7 separate regions of the Homo sapiens genome follow, and all the other regions are linked to region 1. The links are chromatin contacts, found by Hi-C or POLR2A ChIA-PET in ENCODE. All regions are on one chromosome and are shown on one strand. The core of a region is the stretch at or near the end of the contact, and the rest is flanking DNA. Distances in the headings are between cores, read along the strand shown. Region 1 holds the start of NABP1 (nucleic acid binding protein 1). Region 2 holds the start of MARS2 (methionyl-tRNA synthetase 2, mitochondrial). Region 3 holds the start of PGAP1 (post-GPI attachment to proteins inositol deacylase 1). Region 4 holds the start of COQ10B (coenzyme Q10B). Region 5 holds the start of PLCL1 (phospholipase C like 1 (inactive)). Region 6 overlaps ANKRD44 (ankyrin repeat domain 44). Region 7 holds the start of SF3B1 (splicing factor 3b subunit 1).

Region 1 (3,153 bases), core at 193-2,692:
GCAAATACTTGGGAAGTGGTGGTTGATCTAAAGATACTCAGAAAGAATGGGGAGAAAATTAAGGCTTCTGACACTTTTCCCAACATTTCTGTTATCATCACCAAGAATTAACTAGATGATTCTTTAATGCCCCACTACTTTATTCTGCTATTTTATTTCTTCAGTCTGTTTTTGACTCTTATAATGACACCACTGGAAGTTAAGTCTAAACATTACCTTTAGGCTGGAGAGCTCTGGGGTCAAGATTGACTAGATTTAAAACCCAGCTCAGCCATTCTCTAGCTATCTGGTCTCTGGTGAGTTCCATCGCCTGTAAAACGGGGATTAAAAAGGGGAAAATACTGAGTATGTACTATTTGCTAGGCACTAGTTGGACAATTTATGATCCATTTAATCAATCTTCTGCTAGGCAGGGATCCCCATTTTATTATGGTTAAAAAGCTGTAATAAAAGCCAATTGACCTAAAGCTCTCACAAGTAAATAGCTGGAGCCCAGGTTTGTCTCTAAAGCACATGCTCTTTTCACTACGCGACATAAAAAAAACTTTATTAATCTTTTTTTCCAGATTATGTTTCAAGGGTTCCCACTGCTGTTGAATAATTAATTCCTTTTAGATGTACAAAAGCAAGTGCAAAGTAAAAGAAGAAAAGCTAAATGGGGAAGGTGTGTAATATGAGAGGCAGGGGGTAAGGAAAAATGAGAAGTCTGCAAAGGAATTTACGTCCTATCTGCTTAGCATTACACAGTGGAAGCCCACGTCAGACATTTGTGTTGCAGTCCTGCCTGCTCAGGGGTTGCTGGGTGACCTTCTGCAAATTACCTCATCTTTCTGGGTTTCAATTTAAGTATGCCTGAAATGAGGCGGTTGAATTGATCTCCAAATTCCCTTCTGGTGCTAAACTTCCAGCCTTGTAGCCACTGACGCCTTCACCATCCCAGCCTGTTTTCCCTTGGTACCGGACCAGCTGCCCTTGCCCGAACCCTGTTCTTCCTCGACTGCGAACTTTCTAACGTACTCACAGGTTCTAAACTCTACCGTTCCTCGTGACCGAGGGACTAAAGGGCCCGGGCAGGGGCTCAACTCTGAGAGAAAAAAAGGCAAGAAAACTCCAAAGTTGGACAGCAAGCGTCAAAAGACTGCACAGCAGGAAGGCGAAACCGAACAGAACTGCTGCTGCGCGGCGACAGCTGAAGTGGGTGGAGAACGGGAGGGCGGGGGAGGCGGGGCCGAGAGCGATTGGAAGGACGAGGGGGCGGAGCCCGCGCTGACAGCCCCCGGGGAGGAGCGAGGGAAGCTCTGCGGGCTGCGGCGGCCGGGTCCCGCCCCTTTGCTTCCCCTCCCCAGCACCAGGCGGGCGTGGCAGCAGGCGTGCCGACGCAGCGTGACTTCACAAGGGGAGGGGCGGGCCGAGGGTCCTGCCGGCGCGCGGGCGTGTTCATCAGTCGCTGTTTGGGACGCTGGGTGTGCGGTGTTCTGTCTCCGCTCCCGTTTCGCTGTCACAGCCCGTTCCTTCCCGGAGCCCGGGACAGGCTGGGCGCGCGCCCGTGTGAGTGAGCGGGACTCAGGGCAGAAGTGTCCCCTCACTGCGTTTTTTTTTCCTTTTATCCAAAGAACGGGGCAGTTAGTACGCTTGCCTTCCTGTCGCCCGGTTGGGAGCGGGGTTGGTGTGCGGAGTGGTTCGCCTTTTTTTCTTTAGAACTTGTGAGCCTTTTTTTTTTTTTTTTTTTTTTTTCTTTTTTTAGGCTCAGTGCTGTCCGGGCTGGTTTGCCCGGTCCCTGACTAACGGCTTTCTGCCCCTTCTCTCGCCACCCCTGCCCAAGGTCGCCCCTCTGCCTTCGCCCCTGTCCCGGGAGGGTGGGAAGCTTTGACCCCGCCCTGCCCACTCGCGTCTCCGCAGCCGTAGCCGCGCCTGTCCCAATATGAATAGGGTCAACGACCCACTTATTTTTATAAGAGATATTAAGCCCGGACTGAAAAACTTAAATGTCGTCTTTATTGTCCTGGAGATAGGTAAGTGGGGTTTGCAGCCTACTCCACCGCCCGCTGTGCCTCCCGGGGCGGGAGACAGGGGCGCCGGCCGCTGCGCGCCCGGGGCTCCCCTCCTCCTCCCTCCCCTCCCCCACCCACGTGGCTCTAGTGGCCTCCGCCCGAGATCGGATCCTACCTGAGGCGGGAGCCCTGGGCTTGGTCACTTCCCACCTTCCAGATGTATTAAAATACCGGAGGAGGAGTTAGCCTTTCTGGATGTCCTCATTATCTAACAACCCCTCCCTTTGATTTTTAAATCCTCACAGGACGCGTGACCAAAACCAAAGACGGCCATGAAGTGAGATCGTGCAAAGTAGCAGATAAAACGGGCAGCATCACTATTTCCGTGTGGGATGAGATCGGAGGTCTTATACAGCCAGGGGATATTATTCGGTTGACCAGAGGGTAGGTGTGCAAAAAAGTCGGGGGACCTAACAGTCTGCAGAATCGGGATTGGCCGGCTCCTGGGATCTTGGCAAGCCCTGAAGTCCCCCGCCTTTTCTGTGGGCCACTCTTGAGGAGTTTTGAACTCCTTTGGTGTTAACTTTGGGTGGTGGGCAGCGCTGGGATGTAACAGACCTTTGCAGTGAAAGGCAGTCGGTTTCAGCTGGGAAATCCGCGCCTCTACCCCGGTTTACAGGTTAAGTAGATTTTTAATTATTATTATTTTTTGGGACCGAGTCTCGCTCTGTCGCCAAGCTGGAGTGCAGTGGCGTGATCTCTCCTCACTGCAGCCTCCGCCTCGCGGGTTCAAGAGATTCTCGTGCCTCAGCCTCCCAAGTAGCTGGGACTACAGGCGTGTGCCACCACGCCCAGCTAAGTTTTGTATTTTTAGCAGAGACGGGGTTTCAGAGTGTTGCCCAGGCTGGTCTCCAACTCCTGACCTCAAGTGATCCGCGCGCCCCAACCTCCCAAAGTGCTGGGATTACAGGCGTGAGCCACCACGCCCGGCATAGATTTTTAGTTCTATTCTGAGTCAGTGAGTCTTTTTAGGAGACTGGTATAGTCCATATTTTTTCTTTTTTATAAGTTGTTTTCTCTAGTGTAGTTGCCACTCAGTTGTTTCCCACCCCTTCTCCATTTTTAATGACTTGAAATCCTGGCCAGTATTTTACATATGTTA
Region 2 (3,544 bases), core at 843-3,342, 6.0 Mb after region 1:
ATCTTCTTTTGAGAAGTGTCTGTTTATGTCCTTTGCCTTTTTAATGAGGTTTTTTGCTTATTGATTTTTAAAATTCCTTATAGATTCTGGATATTAGACCTTTCTTGGATTCATAGTTTGAAAATATTTTCTCCCATTCTGTAGATTGTCTGCTTACTCTGTTGATAGTTTATTTTGTGGTGCGGAAACTCTTTAATTAGGTCCCATTTGTCAATTTTTGTTTTTGTTGCAATTGCTTTTGGCATCCTCATGATGAAATCTTTGTCAGGTCCTATGTCCAGAATGGTATTTCCCAGGTTACCTTCTAAGGTTTTTAGTTTTAGGTTTTACATTTAAGTCTTTAATCCATTTTGAGTTGAGTTTTGTATATGGTATAGGAAGGGGGTCCTGTTTCATCTGTATATGGCTAGCTAGTTATCCAAGCACCATTTATTGAATAGGGAGTCTTTTGCCCATTGCTTGTTTTTATCAACTTTGTTGAAGACCAGATGGTTGTAGGTCATTCTTAAACTGCTGGATTAAATAAGAGCACATCAACTGAGTATCCAAAGTTATTTTTTATATCTCTTATACAGAATTCGATTGGTCCACCTTTCATCATATCACTAGAGAAATCAGATCCAAGTTACCATATGTGTTCAGTCAAAGGTTATTATACAGCAGTCAAAATGAATGAATTACATGCAACATGTATTAAGAACATATGAATGCAGTTACATGCAACAACATGGATTAATATAGCAACAAAATGTTGAATAAAAAGGCAAGTTGAAGACTACATGTAGTATTATATCCTTTTTAGAATATTTAAATGCAAGCAAAATTAAACAATGTTACTTAGACATACTTTGTATGTGATCACACAAATGTGCAAGAACAAAATTCAGGACAATGACTACCTCAGGGAGGACAGTACGAGAAGAAAAGGAGCACACAGATCTAAATCACTGGTAATTTTCTAGTTCAGTGTTTCTCAAACTTTAATGTGCATCAGAATCACCTTAAAATCTAAATTACTGGGCCCTACCCTCAGAGTTTTCTGGTTCAGTATGTGGGGGATGGGGCCTAAGAATATACATATCGAACGAAGTTCCAGGTGCTGCCAGTTCTGCTGCTCTGGGGACCACACTCTGAAACCACTTGTAGTTCTTAGATTGGGTTGTAGGTTCATAGCTGCTCCATTTTATTATTAAATGTATATGCTACTTAAATTAAATTAAAAAAAAAAGATCAAAGATGAGAGTGTGTTATGAACTAGGGATTAACATTAATTCAATTCTGGGCTCCTGAGGTTTCCTCCCCTAAAAAAAATTCTAAGGTTCCATTACTAAAAGCAAACTTGAGAAACACTATTTTAAAAGAACTTCAAGACCATTAAAAAAATTAACTTTTTGAGAAATAAATTTGAAAATTATTCTTTATATGCACAGTGACAGCATATTGCACTCTACTTTCCTGGATCTCAATAAACTTTGGCAAGAACTTGGCAGATCACAAATCTACTTTTGTTGATTCAACAAAAACTGTTTAAAGACTTCTCTTCCATTCTCAGTTCTTATCCTTCTCTCAAAATGCTGTAGGTAATGATTTTTCATCTTTTTTCTCTCTCCCTCCCTTACAGATTGATTTAGGCTCTGAGATAAAATTTAGGTGACATTTTAGATATCGACAGGGCATGTGCAGAGCAATACTCTGTCTTGCAGTATGCCAGCCACGGACGGGGTTTAGACAAACGGCTGAATATAAAACTCTTGCCTACAAGCAGCTCAGCCTAGAGGGGGAAACAGATTCATAAATATAAAATTACAATCCAAAGCAGGAAACACAGTATGTTATACGAAGGCAAAGAGGTTCGTCTTCTTTCATAGCCTCTCCTAAACCCGGCAACTCTGAGCTGTTTTTCTGGCAAGCCGCCGTCCATTGGCGGCCTCTGGCGCCGCGGCTTTCGGCGTGCGGACGGCGCAGGCGCGGGCGGGGCGGGGCCGGGCGGGGAGGGCGGTGAGGGCCGGCGCTCGGGGCCGCGTTTCATTGGCTTTCCGGCCGGAAGCTGCGGCGCGACCCGGCTGCGCATGCGCCTCTCACACGTGCTGTCAGAACGCCGCCTCCTCCGCTTGCGGCCGGTCTGCACCATGCTGCGAACGTCCGTCCTCCGCCTGCTAGGACGCACGGGGGCTAGTAGGCTGTCTCTCCTGGAGGACTTCGGCCCACGCTACTACAGTTCGGGCTCCCTCAGTGCCGGCGATGATGCTTGTGATGTGCGCGCCTACTTCACTACACCCATTTTCTACGTGAACGCGGCGCCGCACATCGGGCACCTGTACTCGGCACTACTGGCGGACGCCCTATGCCGCCACCGTCGCCTCCGAGGTCCCAGCACGGCCGCCACGCGATTCTCCACTGGTACCGACGAGCACGGGCTGAAGATTCAGCAGGCAGCAGCTACCGCGGGCCTGGCCCCGACCGAGCTGTGCGACCGAGTCTCTGAGCAGTTCCAGCAGCTTTTCCAGGAGGCCGGTATCTCCTGCACAGATTTCATCCGCACCACGGAGGCCCGGCACCGGGTGGCTGTGCAGCACTTCTGGGGGGTGCTTAAGTCCCGCGGTCTGCTCTACAAGGGCGTCTATGAAGGTTGGTATTGCGCTTCCGACGAGTGCTTCCTGCCTGAGGCCAAGGTCACCCAGCAGCCGGGCCCATCGGGGGATTCGTTTCCTGTATCTCTCGAGAGCGGGCATCCAGTCTCCTGGACCAAGGAAGAAAACTACATTTTCAGGCTTTCCCAGTTCCGGAAGCCACTCCAGCGGTGGCTGCGGGGCAACCCTCAGGCGATCACCCCCGAACCATTTCATCACGTAGTTCTTCAGTGGCTGGACGAGGAGCTGCCCGACCTGTCCGTGTCTCGCAGAAGTAGCCACTTGCACTGGGGCATTCCGGTGCCCGGGGATGATTCGCAGACCATCTATGTATGGCTGGATGCCCTGGTCAACTACCTCACTGTAATTGGCTACCCAAATGCTGAGTTCAAATCTTGGTGGCCGGCCACCTCTCATATCATAGGTAAGGACATTCTCAAATTCCATGCCATCTATTGGCCTGCCTTCCTGTTAGGGGCCGGCATGAGCCCGCCACAGCGCATCTGTGTCCATTCCCACTGGACAGTCTGTGGCCAAAAGATGTCCAAGAGCTTGGGCAACGTGGTGGATCCTAGGACTTGCCTTAACCGCTATACCGTGGATGGCTTCCGCTACTTTCTCCTTCGGCAGGGCGTCCCCAACTGGGACTGTGACTACTATGATGAAAAGGTGGTTAAGTTGCTGAACTCCGAGCTGGCAGATGCCTTGGGAGGTCTCTTGAACCGATGCACTGCCAAAAGAATAAATCCTTCTGAGACCTACCCAGCCTTCTGCACTACCTGCTTCCCTAGTGAGCCAGGGTTGGTGGGGCCGTCAGTTCGTGCTCAGGCAGAGGATTATGCTCTGGTGAGCGCAGTGGCCACTTTGCCAAAGCAGGTAGCAGACCACTATGATAACTTTCGGATATATAAGGC
Region 3 (3,190 bases), core at 394-2,893, 5.2 Mb after region 1:
AAAGGTTTGCTTAGAAATGAACAGAGACGACAGTAACATGTCAAAATCTTCTCCTTCGATAGCATCCCTACCAAATGTTTCCACTCTCTTATCATCATAAATGCAAAACCAAGGTAAGGATCTAAACACAAATGAAATCTAAATTTACTAGAATTTTTCCCATGGGAAAGAATGCTCTTCAGCAATTTAAACCTTAAGTAGTCTTAAGATCAAAATAATAGCAGCGTAATCAAGTAACAGGCTTCCTCCATAATGACTTGTACAAAGAAGCAATCAGGACTTGCATCCTTCACCCTAAAAAAAAAACTGCTGTGATTTTAAGAGTATACTAAAAATGTATTTTATCAATATATGTTATAGTGCATATACATTTTATGGTAGGGAATTATTACAATAGGTAGTCCATAATTAAGAGATGCACTTAGAAATAAAAGAATCATTCGGAAAAATTCTCTTAGGACAGTTGTGTAATTTGTCTGCGCCTCTTTTTACAGCTAGTCATGAATGAAATTCTAGATCCTACTATGCCGAACTAACGAAGCCATTGATTGAAAACATTCAAAATGGCATGGAAGCGGTAGGGGTGGAGAGAGAAGGGTTGGCTCTCTCTTAAACTCCGAACCCAGCGAGAAAACAAAAATAGCACCATGAAATAGATTTTGTATGCAACTATTAAGAGGCTCGGCTGCTGAGAGACATGCATAAACACAGGTATGCACACACACAGGCAAGCCCACACACGCACGGCCCCTTAACCTGCAAAATAAGAGGATCTGCAACATCTTTCCAAGAGGGGATCTAGTTTCCAATTCAATGACTCGCCAGTTTACCCATAGGCAAAACCCTGGAGTCTCTAAAAACAGCCTTGGGAACTATCTAGCCAATATACACTCTGCAGACGCTCGGTCCCTTTCTAGAAATGCGAAATCTGACGAGCAGATCACCGGGCGCGAGGGGAATTTAGGCGCGTGGGAAGCAAAGGAAGGTCCTGGGGCACGGGTTAAGGCAAGAACGCGAGAGGGATGGAGCTTCGGTTTAGGGAGAAGGGTTGAGGCTGCCTCTCTGGGCATGAGGGGGGCTGGGCCCGGCCAGTCAGAAGAGCTTGTGCCCAGGATTTGGGGCTGGGGAGGAGGCGGAGGGACAGCGGAGTAACTACGAGGACGACCACGAGGATGCTCTCGGGAAATCGTCTAACAAACACCCCACCGTGAAGAAGGGACACAAAGGGGAGGTGAGGGGGGCAGAAGGGGGATGCAGAGTCTCCCCGGGCGGAGAAAACAGAGGCGAGGACGGGACAGGGGGCCCGAGAGGCGCAGAGAGCCAAGGCAGGACGAACCCACAGAAGGAAAAAGGCACCAGGGGCCAGAGTCTTGGAGCGCCCGGCTGAGGAGAGGGCAGAACCTTACCTGATACTCCGGGTACTCAAACATGTAGCTCATACTGCACTTATTCTCCTCGAAGCCGAAGAAGACATCCCACAGCCCCAGGGTTGCCAGAAAGACCATGAAGACATAAAACGCCAGGTTCCAGAGATTAACTGAGTGAAGAAACATGGTGCCGCCACCACCGCCGCCGCCGCCGCCGCCCCCTCTACCTCCTTCTCCGCCGCGGGGCCCCAAGCCCGGACTGAGCGTGCTAGACACTGTCCGACCGCCACCCCCGGAGCCGAGCCCCAGCCGCGCGCGCCTGCGCTGATGCCCGGCCTGCCCGTTCGCCAGCCGCGCAGTGCGCCTGCGCGCACCAGGTCCGCGGCGCCTCTGGCCTGGCGACTCCCAGAGCCGAGGGAGGAGTAGGTGTTGCAGCGCGAGCGCGGATCTACGGGAAAGAGAAAGAGGGAGAAAGCAGGGTGGGCTGGGCTGGAGGGTGAGGGGAAAGAAGGGAAGTGGGGAGAGAAAGACGCGAGGAGTGGCTGGCGGGAGGGAAAGAAGAGAGAGAGAGGAAGCATCCAGAGGGGGATGGGCGGAGCGCGGGAGCCCTGGAGACGAGCCGGGGGATTGGGCAGGAGGCGGGTGTCAGATGGGTGAATCTGGGGAGGGGACTAGAGCCCAGAGTCCAGAGGCGATTAAGGACCGAGAGCGGACCGAGAGAGGGGAGGAGGACTTAAAAGCCCAGGGGTCATCAGCTGTCACCTCGCAAACGCCTCTCCCTGCGGCAGTTTAAAAACGCTTCCCGTTCAATTTTGAAAAGACTCAGGCCTCCGCAATTTCGGTTTTCCCAACGGTAGTAGAGCACACTCACAGCTCTCTGGAGCAGTTAGCTTGAAGAGGGAACAAATGGCTTTATTTTCCCTCTTCTACCGCCTACTTGGGCCCAGTAGGTAACAGCGCTTAAAAGCACCGGCTCATTAAAAAAAAAAAAAAAAAAAAAAAAAAAAACACCCGCAAGCCGACGAGATTCTGCTCTTGGTATCAGATGAAAGCCTGAATCACAAAAAGCATCGTTAGTCCTTAAAATATGTTACCAAAATATCTATTAGCACTGACGTCCCCAACAGGTATCTGCGTAATCAGTTTGACGCTGACTCGCCTTGCTCTCCAGAACCTCCATCTCTTGGGGAATGGGTTCCACGTTAACTGGAGGAGGCAATTTCGTCCAGCTTCCATTCAAACTCGCAAATGACTTAATTCGTTTTGAAGAATTTCGGTTCTGTTTTGTACAAAGGAGGAGTTTTTAAAAAAAGCTCGAAATCAATCACTTGTAGCAGCTTCAAAACACTAGAATGTTAGGAAAAAGACATCACTCTTTAAAGCTGACTCAACAGTAGACGGTGTGTGTGTGCGTGTGTGTGTAGTAACCACAGGATTCTTAGAATGGTCTTTGGCACTAAATGAATTTCATTGAACTTGGGCTGATTTTCTGGTATATTTTCTGTGCAGAGGAAGTTTGGCTACAATACATAAAATCAAAGAATTTTAAAACCAAAAGGAAGCTTATAGTTTATCTTGTACAACACCCTGATGTTCAGATTACGAAACTATGAAGAAGAAGTGGAGTGATCCTGAAAATCAAGATAGTCTTTACCCTGCACAGAAACAGTTGCAAGTCTAAACAAACACAGCTAGCTACGGAATGTGGAGTATTGACGGAGAAAGACAGAAATGGGAAAATGCGGAAGCAGTCTCCTTTTTTGTAGGGAGATAAGTCTGGAAAGACCAGGATAACAGGGGAGCTGTAGGTGGTACTGATCAGG
Region 4 (3,111 bases), core at 94-2,593, 5.8 Mb after region 1:
ACTACAGGCGCCCGCCACCTCGCCCGGCTAATTTTTTGTATTTTTAGTAGAGACGGGGTTTCACCGTGTTAGCCAGGATGGTCTCGATCTCCTGACCTCGTGATCCGCCCGCCTCGGCCTCCCAAAGTGCTGGGATTACAGGCGTGAGCCACCGCGCCCGGCCCATTTTCTCCCAAGTAATCAGAGTTCACTTCCTCACTTCATTTTAGGCCTTTGTTCAGTGTCATCCTCTTAGAGCCCCTCCTAACCACCCTATATAAAACAGCACCCTACCATATTCCTCCCTCTTCATCTCCTTACCCTGCTGTACTGTTTAGTCTATGGGACATATAACAAGCTGCCATTGCACTATATACTAATTGGTTTCTTTCCCCCACTAGGATATAAGCTCTGTGACAGTGAAGACTTTTGCTCACTTCTCCAGCATCTAGTAGGTGCCACACAAATATCTGACTACATTTAATCAACAATCTCATTTACACCCAAACTATATTAAATAGGTAGTATTGTCATCCTCACTTTACAGTTTGCAGGAAAACTATTGGTGCACAAACCTTAAGTAAAGACCTGAAAACAAACTGAGGGAACAAGAAGTCTGGACTTGATGACTGATCACCAAAACAAGTAAATCAAAGCGAAGTCGTCTGATTAGTATGGAATAAGGGAAACCCAAATCATACGAGAACACCAATTAAAATGTGGGACACGCAGGAAGAAGGCAGACGGAACTGCTGCTGGATAACTGAGTCTTTCCTAATGACAGGACCTTATGTTGCCCTCACAATTACCCCGTGAGATAGGCAAGGCAGGCATTGTATTAGACAATCATTAACAAGCAGGACGCTGACAGCCAGGCTTCGCAGCCAGGAGTGGTGGCCTGTCTGGCTCCGCACTCACGGGTTCGGACAGTTACAGAATTAACACTCAAGCCCTGGGGCTTCCCGCAGCCCCCGGGGGGGTGGGGCTCACTGACTAGCCTCCCGGAAGCGGACCCCAGGAGAACCAGGCAGTTGGTTAATCCAGGAACAGCTCCTGCGCGGGGCGTGGACTGAGCAGTCACTGAGTATTACGCAAATTGCGCGAGCGCACGGGAAAAGCGATTGGTCGGTCAGGAGAGAGAGGTGTGTCCTGGCGGGCCCGCAGCTCCGATTGGCCGACAGGCTGACGGGAACGTTTACGGTCAGCGTGTGTCAGCGACGTGCAACCCGGAAGGGAAGAAGGGGCGTGTCAGGCTGCGCAGGCGGCCAGTCCATTGGCTGGAAGAGACCGGAGCCGGGCTCCGGGCCCGACCAGAGGAGGGCGGTGCTGCAGGGCTGGTCCGGGAGGTGACGACCGGCTTCGGAGAGTCTATCATGGCAGCTCGGACTGGTCATACGGCCTTGAGAAGGGTAGTCTCGGGATGCCGTCCGAAGTCGGCGACAGCGGCCGGGGCGCAGGCGCCCGTGCGGAATGGCAGGTAATCAACAGCGGGGGCGCTGAGACGAGAGTAGTTTTCGATTTTGGCTGCCGAGTTGGGGGACCGGAAGGATTTGGGGGTGAGGCAGAGCCGGACTCGGTGCATTTCCGTGTCTTTAGAGGAGAAGGCTTTTTTTTGCGTTTGGCATCTGAGGGACTCAAGAGCGGCGCGCATCACCTTGGGCCCAAGGCTGTGTTCGTGGCTCGTTTGCCTCGTGAGAGGCGGTGAATCATCGGCGAAGCGACTTTGGAAGCAATTTGGCCATTGGTGCCTTTGGGCTCTTCCGGTCTCCTCCCCTATGGCTTGTTGCTACTGCTGTTGGAAAGTTTTAACTTTGCGCAGAAGGGTTGCCGGCTGCTGGCTGTATGGGAGTTTGTGTTTGGCGGTGAGCCCCCTTCTCCGGTTCCTTCTACCTGCCAGATGGTCAGATGCGTTTTCCCAATTTCTGAAAGAGTGCTTTGCCCTCGCCATTTAGTGTTTACAAAACTAAATACAGCCAGCATAAGGGACTTGGATTTTTTCACTCTGCTGTAACTTACAGGTCCTGTAACCTTGAAGCATAGTCAGCTTTCGATTTTCCTGGTTGGTTCATTTTTTGGTAGGTGGGGGTGGAGATGGAGGTCGGGACACGGATACCATACTTGTACGACTTAGTTTCCTTTTACTAATAACATTGTAATATTCTTGAAAATTAAAGTTAGTGTGTTTAAAATGAATTCAGGTGTACAAAATACGAGGTGGGGAGAGAAAACACAAATCTAGTTGAGCCCCAGGACATTTAGATTAAATGAAGATCCGACCCTACTGGAAACAAGGAAATAATTTTTTTAAAAAAAGATTCAATGAAGAATTTTTAAAAACACCAACAACCTTACCAAATCCAAATCCCTTTAGACAAATGTTGGATGAGACAAACAAAATCATAAAATTACTCCTGCTTTAGGAAATAACCTCAAAAAGTAGTTTCAAGCAGAATAACGCCATCATACTTGAGATCTGTTTGTATTACTCTTATAAAATGTTGTCTTGCAAATAACACTTACTTTTGAGAAAAATACAGTTGCTTTAATGATCAAATTGAGGCTTCAGTTCCAAGATAAATACTGTTTATGATAATGAGGGCGGCAGTTTGCGTTCATTTCCAATGTTAAGCATCAGATTCTGACCTTTATTATACTTAAGTATATGAGAGAGTGGTACTGGAAGACGAGTGACAAAAAAGCTGTTCTCCATGTGGTCCAGTTGTCCAGTATTCATTTCATGGTTTAACTGTATATATGAATGTGTGTATCTTCATATCGTAGTTTAAGACATAGTATTCCTGGCAGTGCATGAAAATAGATGTGCTGTCCAGGCCACTGTAACTATAGCATGCAGATTGATCAGAAAATGTCCTGTTAGTTTGCTTTAAACACTGGTGTTTTCCTTAGGCTTGTAATCAGATTGTGTAAGGGTATTTTTTTGGGTAGGCTGGGAGGCAATACATGAACCTGGTACAAAGGTTCATGTATTGCCTCCCAGTAAATACATGAACCTTTATATATAGTAAAAAGTCAACCAGATACCCAATTCACCTCTTTAGAAGCAAAGGTCTCATCTTTTTTCAAGTAAAGGTTTCAGCACTGTTCACAGTAGTTAAGATACAGAATCAACGT
Region 5 (3,402 bases), core at 246-2,745, 6.1 Mb after region 1:
CCTGTCTTTTAAAGATGAGGGGGAAAAAGAAGCCTTTGCTGTTATGGATGCAGTTCTCAGAATCTCACTAGAGGGTGGTGTTGGTTCTAAAACCAGAGGTCACTGCTACTCTCTACAGTACATTCATTACTAGGCTGCATTTATGTTTAAAGAAAAGGCAAAGTCAAGCCTTCTCAGTATTCCCTAGTAGTTGATAAATGTCAAATCTGAAACCTCCCAAGTGCCCCTGCCAGTTCTGGCTGGTTGTAGCCCAGAGGAGACAGATAAAGTAGTGAAGAGATTATCGGAGGAGTTGGGTGGCTGATTCTAATTTTGGCTCCTGCACTAACTAGTAGACAAGACTCCCTGGGCCTTTGTCTCAACCGTAAAACAAAAATGATGTCCTAGTTGATCCCTAAATCCCCATATATCTCTAAAATTATGAGATTCAAACCAAATTGTTGGTCTAAAATGCTGAATAATTTCTCATGCTGTTAGCCAGACTAAGGAACAAGTAAAATCTCAAATTATTAAATTATTAATAAGATAAAATGTAATGTTATAAGTGAGGTTTAATATAGATTCTAATATCAAAGGAGTTTAAAATTAAAATGCCAAGTCTTTTGTCTTACCAGGGAGCCTTAGGACCATGGTTTGCATCTGAGCATTCTGTGGATAATTTCAGTGACTTAACTCATCATCCAAAGATCTCTCCCTTCTTGGTTGCTAGCTTACTGGAAATGAGCAAAATATGTTTTTATATAGGATTATATAGAGAAAGGAGGCTGAACCATTGTCAAATAGGAATGTTTTAGGATAGAGACTAAACTCCCCACCTGCATTTATCTGACTTGGATTATATCTGTGCTTTTTAAGAGTCAGTCTTCGGAGGGATTTAGTTGGTTCAGTTTCCTTTCACCCTCATCTCTTTCACTGACTCCCTTTCCTTGTTATATTTACTCACACTGCAGAATGACCTTAGAATCCTTTCCTGGAACCTGAAGCAAATTATGGAACCCCAAGATCCCAGTAAACCCTAGTTTATCTCTGCATGGACTTGACTTCTAAGAATTGGCCTGAGAGCCTGCAATTAACCTGTGACCACGCAAAGCTTCACCCCGTCACCCCAAACGCTTAGACATTCATACTCAATACCCACTTTCCTCCAAATTGCTTTGTTTGGCAGAAGAAGGTTTCTTTCTCCCCTCTCCTTCACCCAACCTGGATTTTTGTTGCATCTCAGGCTCATTTCGCAAATCTAAACTTCCTAAAATATACACGGAGCGCCTCCGGGTTTGCACACGCGCGCGCGCGGGTACACCCTGGCTCGAGTACATTAGCCCCGCTGGGCCGGCTCCCAGTTGCAGAACACATTCCATTCTTCGCGCTCGGGCACACCCCTCCGCAGTGAGGATTGGTCGGGCCGAGCCCCCTCGGCGAGGCGAGGCTCCTAAGAGGCCCAGACGCCTGCCAATCCCCAAGGGCTGTCAAAACAAGTCTCCCTCCCTGTCACAACAGAGCTGAGTGGAGGCCGCCGCCGCCGCCGCACTTCCTGGGACCGCTGCGCCGCAGTCCGCGGGCAGGTGGCGGGTGCGCCCGGCCGCAGTCGCCCGGCTCTGGCCCCTATCGGGCCGCCGGCGTCCGGGCTCCAGAGGCCGCCTGGCTGGGCGCCCGGTGCCTTTTGTCTGGCGCAGGGCCGGCGTTTGCATCACATTTCGGATACCTCCCTCTCTTTTTCGCCTCTCCTTCTGCCTCCCGCTCACATCGCCTCCCCACTCCCGCCACCGTCCCCCGCCGGACTGCTAGCCTCCTAGACCGAAGCCCGAGGACGTCTCTGCCCGAGCGATGTCCCCTCTCCAGAAAGTTGCCGCCGCCGCCGCCGCCGCCGCCACTGCCGCCGCTGGGCGGTGAAACAAAGTCTGGCGGGGCCGCCTCCCGGTGCAGGAGCGCACCGGTGCCTAGCGGCTGGACTCCGCTGCCGGGCGTCCCGCTTTCCCCCGGGGAGCCCTAAACGCTCCAGGCCATGGCCGAGGGCGCGGCCGGCAGGGAGGATCCGGCGCCGCCCGACGCGGCGGGGGGCGAAGACGACCCCCGAGTGGGCCCGGATGCCGCCGGGGACTGCGTGACGGCGGCCTCTGGGGGCCGGATGAGGGACCGTCGCAGCGGGGTCGCACTGCCAGGCGCCGCGGGGACCCCAGCGGACAGCGAGGCGGGCCTCCTGGAGGCAGCACGGGCGACCCCCCGGCGCAGCAGCATCATCAAGGTAAGCAAAGCCGCGCCGCACCGGGAGCGTGGCTGTGGGTGATGGGTGGGTCAGGGACCCGGGCAGGATGTGCGGTGTCCGGAGGCATCCGGGCTCAGCATTGTTTTCTCCCACCTCCTTCAACGCCAAACCTTCCTTCCTTATCCGGAGGTTCCCAGACTCAGCTGTCAGCCACGAGACGCACAAGTGACTTTTTCTCCCCACTGACGGCAGAGGAAAAGTTCCGCTCTGCGTCTTTGCGTTCTGATGGATGCTTTCCCTCATTTTCTCTGCAAGCTTCACTAAACCGTTGATGGAGGGAGGAAGGGAGAACTCTGGATAAATGCAGACCCACCGGATGGTTGTGCATTGCTTTCCAATGAAGGGTTAGCTTTTCCCATACAATGAAGAAAATGCACAGCTTACTCTCAAGTGTAAAAAAAGAATCCCTCTAGACTTAAATGATCCCGAAATCCCAAGATGTGTGAACTTTCCCGGTAGGGAGGCAGAGTTTTAAGTGGACCCTGCATCACAGTAAAGAGCAATGCAAGAGCCCAGAGTTTTTGCGCTGCAGAAAGCACAACCGGAAAGCAATCAATCCCCCAAGCATTATCACTGGTCCTTGTGGTTACCACCACATCCAGGGAAAACGCTTCCTGACCCGCTAATCACCTCACAGAATTTCTCTCCATCCATTTGGCAAGGAATTTGTAAACCTCTTTCCTCCCCTTTCTCTTTCCATCTTCCTTCCACTTGGGGCTTGTTTCTTCTGTTCGAGATTTCCTCTTTTGGGAGCATGACTTTGGGGTAAGGTTATTTAGGAAAGAACCCTCGCACAGGCTCTGGAAAAGGGCCTCAGTGTAAATGCATGTGAGTAATCAATCAAATGTATGTCAGATTAAAATTGATTTTGGTGGAGCAGTCAGTATAAAACGATATGTATGTATGTATATATGTAAGTATATATGTGTGTGTGTACATACACACACACACATCCCTCAATGACAATGAAAGATGGACTTTTACTTACTATTGAATTTATTGGGTTCACTAATATATTCAAAAGCTCTGTTCAGGGTTAAGCTGCGTAACCAGTGCATCACGCATGTTGCAAGCTCCCAGCACCAGCTTAGGTAGACTAACCACAGAATGTGGCTCCAGTAAAGTCTTTTTCCCAACAC
Region 6 (3,380 bases), core at 747-3,246, 5.5 Mb after region 1:
GAAACTGAGCACAGTGAATGAGAGGCTGGAGAGGCAAATGTCCTCCTGCCACCTTTGATGGGGCAGAGGCATCCATGTGGGGCAGGATGTGCTCTGTTTGGTGGTATTGGAGAGGGGGTGTCTAGAAGCTAGTCCTGTCCTGCTCCATCAGTGGGGTTTACCTGGGGATCACACACTCCCTCATAGTATGTAGACGCCACTGTGCACCTGCATGCCGAGAAAAGGCAGCGGGCCAGGAGGACCCCCTGCCTCTTCTCTAATCATATCCCACCCACCCCTATGCCATGACCTAGGCTGCAGCTGCTCTCTAAGGACTCCTTGGTCCTGCACCCTCAATATTCTGGGAGATCACAGGAGTTGCCCTTTGGGCAGATCCAAGGACACCCAGGAGCAGCATCACCAGCACACGTGGGCAGGGAAGGCATAGTTCCTGCCACAGAAGCAGTGACACAGGGAGCAGGATACCTCCAGGGTGAGAGACAACCCAGGGATGTTGTGGGGAAATGGGGAGCAGGAAGAGATGGCAAGTAACACACACTCAGTGTTTTCTGCATATCCCAGTGAATCCTCCAACTATCCCCATTCTGCAGAAAATTTCAATAACTTAGCCAAGGAGCCAGGATCAACCAGGTACTTCCACCAAAGTACCTGTAACAGAAGACAAGAGTGAACGTCTTTCCCTACATGTCTGCCTGAAAAATACGTTTTTAACTTAACATTCACATGAATTTTACAGTCTAGTGCTGCCTTAAGATATCCATGTTCATTTCAATGGAAAAATAATGTCTTTAGTTAACTAACTTAAAAAAATTAACCATCTGTGAAATCACGCTAATCCCATGAGTACATTTCTCAGGGGTACCACCTCGAGGGGCACAAGAATCTTGGGCCAAGTCAGGGCCACACCATCCTGCTGCCCCAGGCACCATGAGATGCTCCTTCTTTTCCCAACTTGGAGGTTCCAGGTGTTCATTAGGAGATGCAGCAGGTTATAAACCATAACTCAGAGAAGAGGAATAGTGGGGGGCAGCAAGCAGGAGACGACGCAGCACAAAGAAGCCCCAAGAAAGGTGATCGACAGATCCAGACCAACAGAGCCAAAGGAACACAAGCACCTCGGGACTCCAATCACTTTGCCCTCCTCAGGTTTGTGACCAACACTCCGGTGATGAAGGGCTAGTAATCAACAGTAAGCTCATGCACGGGAATTCCCTTCACTGAGCCTCTCTCTCTCTCTCAGTCTCTCTCTCTCTCACACACACACACACACACACACCCCACAGCACCACTTTGGGGGAAGGAGAGGAGATATTGCAGAGCTAGAGTTTTGGAACTGGAACAAGGAGGGACTTTCTGGTGGATCAAAGTATGCTAGAGATCAGGCAGTACTAGAGCCAAGAGTTTGCAACCAGGCAGATAGGGATCCAGTGGGAGCACACTGGCACCAAACACGAAAGTCATCTGGCCTCTGAAACTGGCTTTTATGAGCCAGTAAGTGTGTGAGCTTAGATCATGGATAATTTTCAAAGAAACCACTTGTATCACACAGTCCCTATTCGAGAACCCAAAATGCTTCTGCACTAAATATTTGAACCCCTATGTATTTAATGGTTATCTAGTCAGTCCATTGTTGCCTAGACAAAGGCAAATTCTCAGGAATCTACCAAGACCATAAGTTTTAGAAGGGCAGGGATTCGGTCACTGTGGTCACCACTATATCCCTAACTGCTAGCACATAGTAGGCCCTCAATAAATCTCTGCTCATGATTCATTCACATTCATTCAAAATAACACATTTGTTCACCCTGCCTCTTCCACTCTCCTTTTATAGGGAGTATTAACCAAAAAGGTTATTGCAGGCTCTCACAGAAGAACTTCTACATGAGTAAAAATTCTGCATCACAGCAACTGCAGTGGTGTCATGTCAGACATGTTTTTGCTCAAAAGAATTCAGTTAACACCCACAAGGAAGGGAGGTGGACACGTACACACACAAACACACACTTCAATCAGGAACTCGGTGATCACATGCCCACGGTGAGAGAGAAAAAAGGAAACACGACCCCACAGCTTCCTCTGCATCTCATTCCAGAAAGCTTTTCACAGTGTGAACATCTCACAGAGCTGACTGGGATTCTAGTGTTTAAAGAAACATATTTTTCATACAAGTTGGCCCCTAAATGCAAGCCAACTTCTTATCTGGTGCTCAAAGAAACAGCAATGCGGCTCCAACTCTGCAGGCCAAAGTGGCTGTGTTGGCCTCCACAAGGGATAGTATACAGGCCTCCATGGTGGCACCTTCCAAAGAGATTTTCAAGAGTAATTTTGACTCTACAAGACTTCTACCTCACACATATAGGGGCTTAGCCACCCAGCGAGCTATGACCCCTCTAACACAGTCTGGTATATCACCCAAACAAGGTTAGCCTGAAGGAAGGAGAAGTTCTCAAAGGAGAGCATTATACATCTTGTTACACAAGCGGTCTATAAAGTAAGTCTGTTTAATGTAGACAATGTTATTTTTGGCATATCATCTTCCAACCAGTTTTCTGGTTTTCAAAATAATATCTACGAGGTGATTACTCCAGAGAGCCCACTTGGAATTTTTCTGATTTTTTTTCTAATTTATTTCAGCACATGTTATTTCAAGATCTCTATGAAACATATTAAACACATTTAACCTTACCTAAAATAAAACCAACTCATTAGATGATATAAAAAACATCTCATTAGCAAAGCACTGATAAATATTTTCTCTCTTCCAGCTAAGCATTGCTCATTATACACTTGAGCACTGTGCAGTCTTATCATGCCACAATTATCAGCCTCATACGCTGAGCCTAAGCATAAAACTATTATTGAGCAAATAATGGAATTGGACCTGTACACTGCTAAGCTCCTGTAGACTGGCTCATACAATCTGGCCGATTTATATAGCCAGTTTGAACCAACTGCACGTTTTCATAAACAGGCAATTCTCACACTTTTAATGATCTGATTTATTAGACCTTCTAAGTAAACAAGCTTAGAACTCTTTCTCTTTTTAAAAAGGTACATACAGCAACTTTAAGATATTATATGTGTATGTATCTTGGCAATACTACAGCACCTTTAAGAGGGTATATGTATCTTTGGGAAGATAGACTGTTTTCTAAAGCATAGTCTAGGTTTCTCTAATGCTATGTGAATTTTAGAATCACTTTAAGGCAATCAAGTCACTTTGGAGACAAAGAAAGAATAAGATGAAGGTAGCAACTGAAAAGCAACCTCAGATAAGCTATAGCTATTTTCATATTCTTTACCCCCATAATTTTTGTGGGAAATTACTATAAGGAAATGATCAGAGATGAGCACAAAGATTTATGTTCAGGGTGTATATT
Region 7 (3,282 bases), core at 690-3,189, 5.8 Mb after region 1:
AACAGTGATGGACCATGAAGAACTAGAGTTCCATTAGGAAGGAAGCAACAAGCTATGTCAGTATTATGTGTATTTCTACTAAACATTTATCATCCCCTGACATATCCCATAGGGATGGGCACAGACAGTGCTCAAGTATTGAATGTTCTGCTATTTTCTTATGGTATCACTTAATTCACATTGATAGAATAATCTCAAAAATAACAAGTTTGGCCAATGAATAGCAATAGACCAAAGTTTTTAGCTGGGTTTCTAAAAAATTCAGGAAAACTGATCAGAATTCTGATTTTCCTGTCTGAGGGCATCTTATACTGAAGTTACCAATAAATAAGTATCAAAGCTATACTATCAATATCCCCAAATGAATAACATCCTGAATGAACAAAAACAGCACAACTTTATATTTTCTACTTACTTTGCAAAAGGTTATATTTGAGATAGTCTAAAGACAAAATAATAAAGCCTAGGAATACTAAGAGAGCATTTAAATCCTAAATACCTAAAATGGTATACTAATATTAAAGTCATTGACAATTCATTAGCATGTTTGATAAATAGCAGAAAGCTGGACTTCAGGTCCTCTGGGTGACCCAACTATTCAAAGCCATTCACATTCTGGTCCTAATCCAACCTTTCCAGATTCATTTATTTCTTCTCTACTTGCACCCTCTGTTCCTGCTACAGTGGACTACTACTCAAACACACCTTTCACGATTCAATACCTTGTTACAAGATGTTCTCAGGCTCAGATGTCCTTCCCGATTTAAAACTGACTGATCCTTTTAAAACACGGTCATGTAACCTCCTCAGTGAAACAACCCTAAACATAATCATTCCGTTACCCAGGTTCCCAGAACATGCTGCTTTTTCTTCTACTTAAGCATGCATCTGGCCTCATGAGAGAATGAGAACATACACATCTGTTTCTCCTATCAGACTGTAAAATTTTGGATGGCCTCAGTCTCTTACCTCTCACAGACTAATACCGAGCCAAATACCCAGAAAGAACATATGAAACAAAAGTGACTTAGAAGTCTCGTTCTCAGTGAAAATCTCGGATTCCAAGTCAGAAATCAAAGAATGCAGTTCCAACTTCTCATGCCTCGTCTTTTCTGAAAAGTGATCCCATTTTCTGTCATCTCTGGATACTTCCTAATGAACTCCAGTCTATTCCCAACGTTTTCCTAATTTGCACACTCTGTATTCCATAAAACGATCAACTAGCTTGAAAGCTTCGGCCATTAATGAAAGTAATTTATGTTTTCCTCTTCCATCTGCTCCTCCAATAACCAGTCTCCAAAGAAAAAGATCAATATTATACTAAAAGTGACTAAGGGAGGGAAAACAACTACCAGATTTTATCCCCAAATCGTTTCGTGCAAGAAAAATAAACAAGTAACTGACGCTTGAAGACACACAAGGGTAGGAGTAACGGAATCTCGGTTTAACCAAATTCGATTCAGTCTGCCGGAAAAGCGGCTGCCGTATTTCAGTGCTTTTCTGACCCTCTTCTGCACAAACTATGGGGACGACAGTGTCGAGAGGCGAGTGAGACCTTCTCCCCACGCCCGCTTCCCCGATCCCTTGCCCACGAATCCTACTGAGGAAGCCGCTTAAACGAGGCCCTCTGGTCAGAGAAGAGAAGCTACTCTGAAGTAGCAGGTCCCAAACACTGAACAAAGCGCCTGTCGGGGGTGTAAGAGGAGGACGCCATTACGCGGGGCAGTGGCCTGCGCCGCTGGCGCGGAGGAGACGACCCTTGGCCCCGAAACGCGGGCTCAGCTCCTACGAAAGAAACCATAGAAAAAGGCAGAATCCTAGGAAAAAAGGCTTTTATTAGGCTAGCAACGAAGAAAACACGTAAGCAGGGAAAGACCGCTTACCTTCGTGAGTCTTGGCGATCTTCGCCATTTTGTCCACTCGAACACACAGACGGAACTGGCGCTCCCAAGAACTTCCGCTCGTCGCCGCCGCCACGGAGAAAAATAGCTGGGGGCTGCACTCTGCGCGTGCGCCAAACGGGAGCGCGCTCCGTCGGGTGACACGTGACAGAACTGCCACCTAGAGGGAACCGCGAGGTGCATTGTGGGTGGGGGAGGAGACACGGTTGGGCCCTGAAGTCGCCTGCGTGGTGACCCAGGAAATCCCCGAGCCGAGCCGTAAGGTCCTTAAGTGAGTAACTTTGCCCTGGAGGAAAGTGGATTCTACGAAGGGAGTTAAGAACAGACACTGAGTCCCAGCAACTCTGGAGGCTGAGGCGGGAGCATCGCTTGAGCCCAGGAGTTCGAGGCAGCCGTGAGCCGTAATCGTGTCGCGCCACTGTACTCAAGCCTCCAGACCGGGCGACAGAGCAAGACCCCGAGACCCCTCCCATTAAAAAAAAATGAACACTGTACGAAACGCTGCGGTTTCAGAGCTGGAAGAGACCTCAGACATTCAATCCCTTTTCCCAAAATTCACTGGAAGAGCTCGAGGAAAACTTTCCCTTGCAGCTGTCTCAGTCTTTACAGTGCTTAGTTACGAAGACAGTCTTAACAGTCCCATCTTTCGCCCTGTAATTCAAGGTCATTTTTCATTCTTTCTGTTTAATAATTGCAAATAATTTGGGTAGGAATTTCGTTGAGCCTCACAAATCGTTGCTGAGTTGCACAGTGACAATCTTGCCACCCTTTTAAAGCCTTTTACTTTATGGGTTCCTAGAAAACCACTCATCGTCATTATTAACATTCATTAGATGTTTCTCTTAAATCCTAGACGGTATTCCTAAATCAGGAATTTTAATAGATCAGAATACGGCAGTCTGTTTTCCTGGGCATCAATTATAATATAACCTTGTACTGTCACACTGGTCTTTGACTTCGACGATGAAAAAGAAAGAAAGGCTCAGAAAGATGGGTCCCGGAAGCAGCCGAGGAAAACAGGTAGTTATCAAGGTTAGAGCCATCACAAAGAGAGGAGTACCTCGCTATGTGATAAACCTGCAACCCAAATACTAACCATACCATGGGTCAGTATGGTCGTTTGAAGGGAGGGAAATGGTATGGGTGTATTCCTCTTGCAGGAAGACCCCATATCTACTTTGGGTAAAGTGAGGAGCCATTTTCCTGAGGCTAGCGGTAGGTGGGAGATATATGGACAATGGCACTGGACTGAGAGCTTAGATAACCTGTCCCTGGTGACTCCTGACCTGCAGCCTTGCTCCCTCTTTCCCTCTCACCAGACTCCCTCCCTTCTTCAGATCAGGTGACACAAACGATTTTTTTTCTGTTTTTTTGACACACA

Evidence for each region. A loop is a pair of places that touch in the nucleus more often than their neighbours do. ChIA-PET counts read pairs that join two places held with the same protein, here RNA polymerase II (POLR2A). Pooled maps may share reads with other maps.
Region 2: a map of B cell shows a loop between it and region 1 (18-fold over the local background). The contact joins the promoter of MARS2 here to the promoter of NABP1 in region 1. A Hi-C loop is called at or near these places in 1 of 168 maps with a recorded cell type or tissue (B cell) and 7 of 50 pooled maps. POLR2A ChIA-PET finds 5 or more read pairs at or near these places in 1 of 52 experiments (CD4-positive, alpha-beta T cell).
Region 3: a loop to region 1 is called in a pooled map, with 14 times the contacts of the local background. The contact joins the promoter of PGAP1 here to the promoter of NABP1 in region 1. A Hi-C loop is called at or near these places in 10 of 50 pooled maps.
Region 4: a map of CD8-positive, alpha-beta T cell shows a loop between it and region 1 (18-fold over the local background). The contact joins the promoter of COQ10B here to the promoter of NABP1 in region 1. A Hi-C loop is called at or near these places in 1 of 168 maps with a recorded cell type or tissue (CD8-positive, alpha-beta T cell) and 5 of 50 pooled maps. POLR2A ChIA-PET finds 5 or more read pairs at or near these places in 1 of 52 experiments (B cell).
Region 5: a loop to region 1 is called in a pooled map, with 4 times the contacts of the local background. The contact joins the promoter of PLCL1 here to the promoter of NABP1 in region 1. A Hi-C loop is called at or near these places in 3 of 50 pooled maps.
Region 6: a loop to region 1 is called in a pooled map, with 6 times the contacts of the local background. The contact joins the enhancer-like site here to the promoter of NABP1 in region 1. A Hi-C loop is called at or near these places in 2 of 50 pooled maps.
Region 7: a loop to region 1 is called in a map of B cell, with 23 times the contacts of the local background. The contact joins the promoter of SF3B1 here to the promoter of NABP1 in region 1. A Hi-C loop is called at or near these places in 2 of 168 maps with a recorded cell type or tissue (B cell and CD8-positive, alpha-beta T cell) and 10 of 50 pooled maps.

What each region holds. Positions count from the first base shown.
Region 1 is chr2:191,676,694-191,679,846 of GRCh38, forward strand. It overlaps NABP1 (nucleic acid binding protein 1), which reads left to right and starts at 1,443. Exons shown (of 6, transcript NM_001031716.5): 1 at 1,443-2,012; 2 at 2,297-2,435. The coding sequence starts at 1,922. RefSeq lists enhancers at 995-1,074, 1,284-1,786, 2,614-3,153 and silencers at 1,135-1,484, 2,085-2,144.
Region 2 is chr2:197,703,277-197,706,820 of GRCh38, forward strand. It overlaps MARS2 (methionyl-tRNA synthetase 2, mitochondrial), which reads left to right and starts at 2,093. Exons shown (of 1, transcript NM_138395.4): 1 at 2,093-3,544. The coding sequence starts at 2,130. RefSeq lists a silencer at 1,907-2,146 and enhancers at 2,287-2,336, 2,377-2,496.
Region 3 is chr2:196,925,064-196,928,253 of GRCh38, forward strand. PGAP1 (post-GPI attachment to proteins inositol deacylase 1) reads right to left here and starts at 1,644. Exons shown (of 27, transcript NM_024989.4): 1 at 1,407-1,644. The coding sequence starts at 1,553. RefSeq lists a silencer at 1,593-1,842.
Region 4 is chr2:197,452,209-197,455,319 of GRCh38, forward strand. COQ10B (coenzyme Q10B) reads left to right here and starts at 1,344. Exons shown (of 5, transcript NM_025147.5): 1 at 1,344-1,456. The coding sequence starts at 1,353. RefSeq lists enhancers at 747-796, 877-946, 1,006-1,622, 1,067-1,546, 1,567-1,616 and 1 more.
Region 5 is chr2:197,803,098-197,806,499 of GRCh38, forward strand. PLCL1 (phospholipase C like 1 (inactive)) reads left to right here and starts at 1,496. Exons shown (of 6, transcript NM_006226.4): 1 at 1,496-2,242. The coding sequence starts at 2,003. It overlaps LOC105373828 (a long non-coding RNA gene), which reads right to left and starts at 1,449. Exons shown (of 4, transcript XR_001739850.3): 1 at 612-1,449. RefSeq lists a silencer at 1,543-1,672.
Region 6 is chr2:197,210,800-197,214,179 of GRCh38, forward strand. All of the region lies in intron 1 of ANKRD44 (ankyrin repeat domain 44), which reads right to left. Among named protein-coding and RNA genes, the nearest start is that of ANKRD44-AS1, 14 kb to the left of the region's middle. RefSeq lists an enhancer at 1,993-2,232. Within about 2 kb of position 1,997, at least 9 of the 41 ENCODE cell types and tissues checked have a DNase peak (open chromatin) inside an H3K27ac peak, as active enhancers do.
Region 7 is chr2:197,433,089-197,436,370 of GRCh38, forward strand. SF3B1 (splicing factor 3b subunit 1) reads right to left here and starts at 1,940. Exons shown (of 25, transcript NM_012433.4): 1 at 1,884-1,940. The coding sequence starts at 1,911. RefSeq lists enhancers at 1,277-1,823, 1,568-2,767, 2,009-2,318, 2,339-2,388.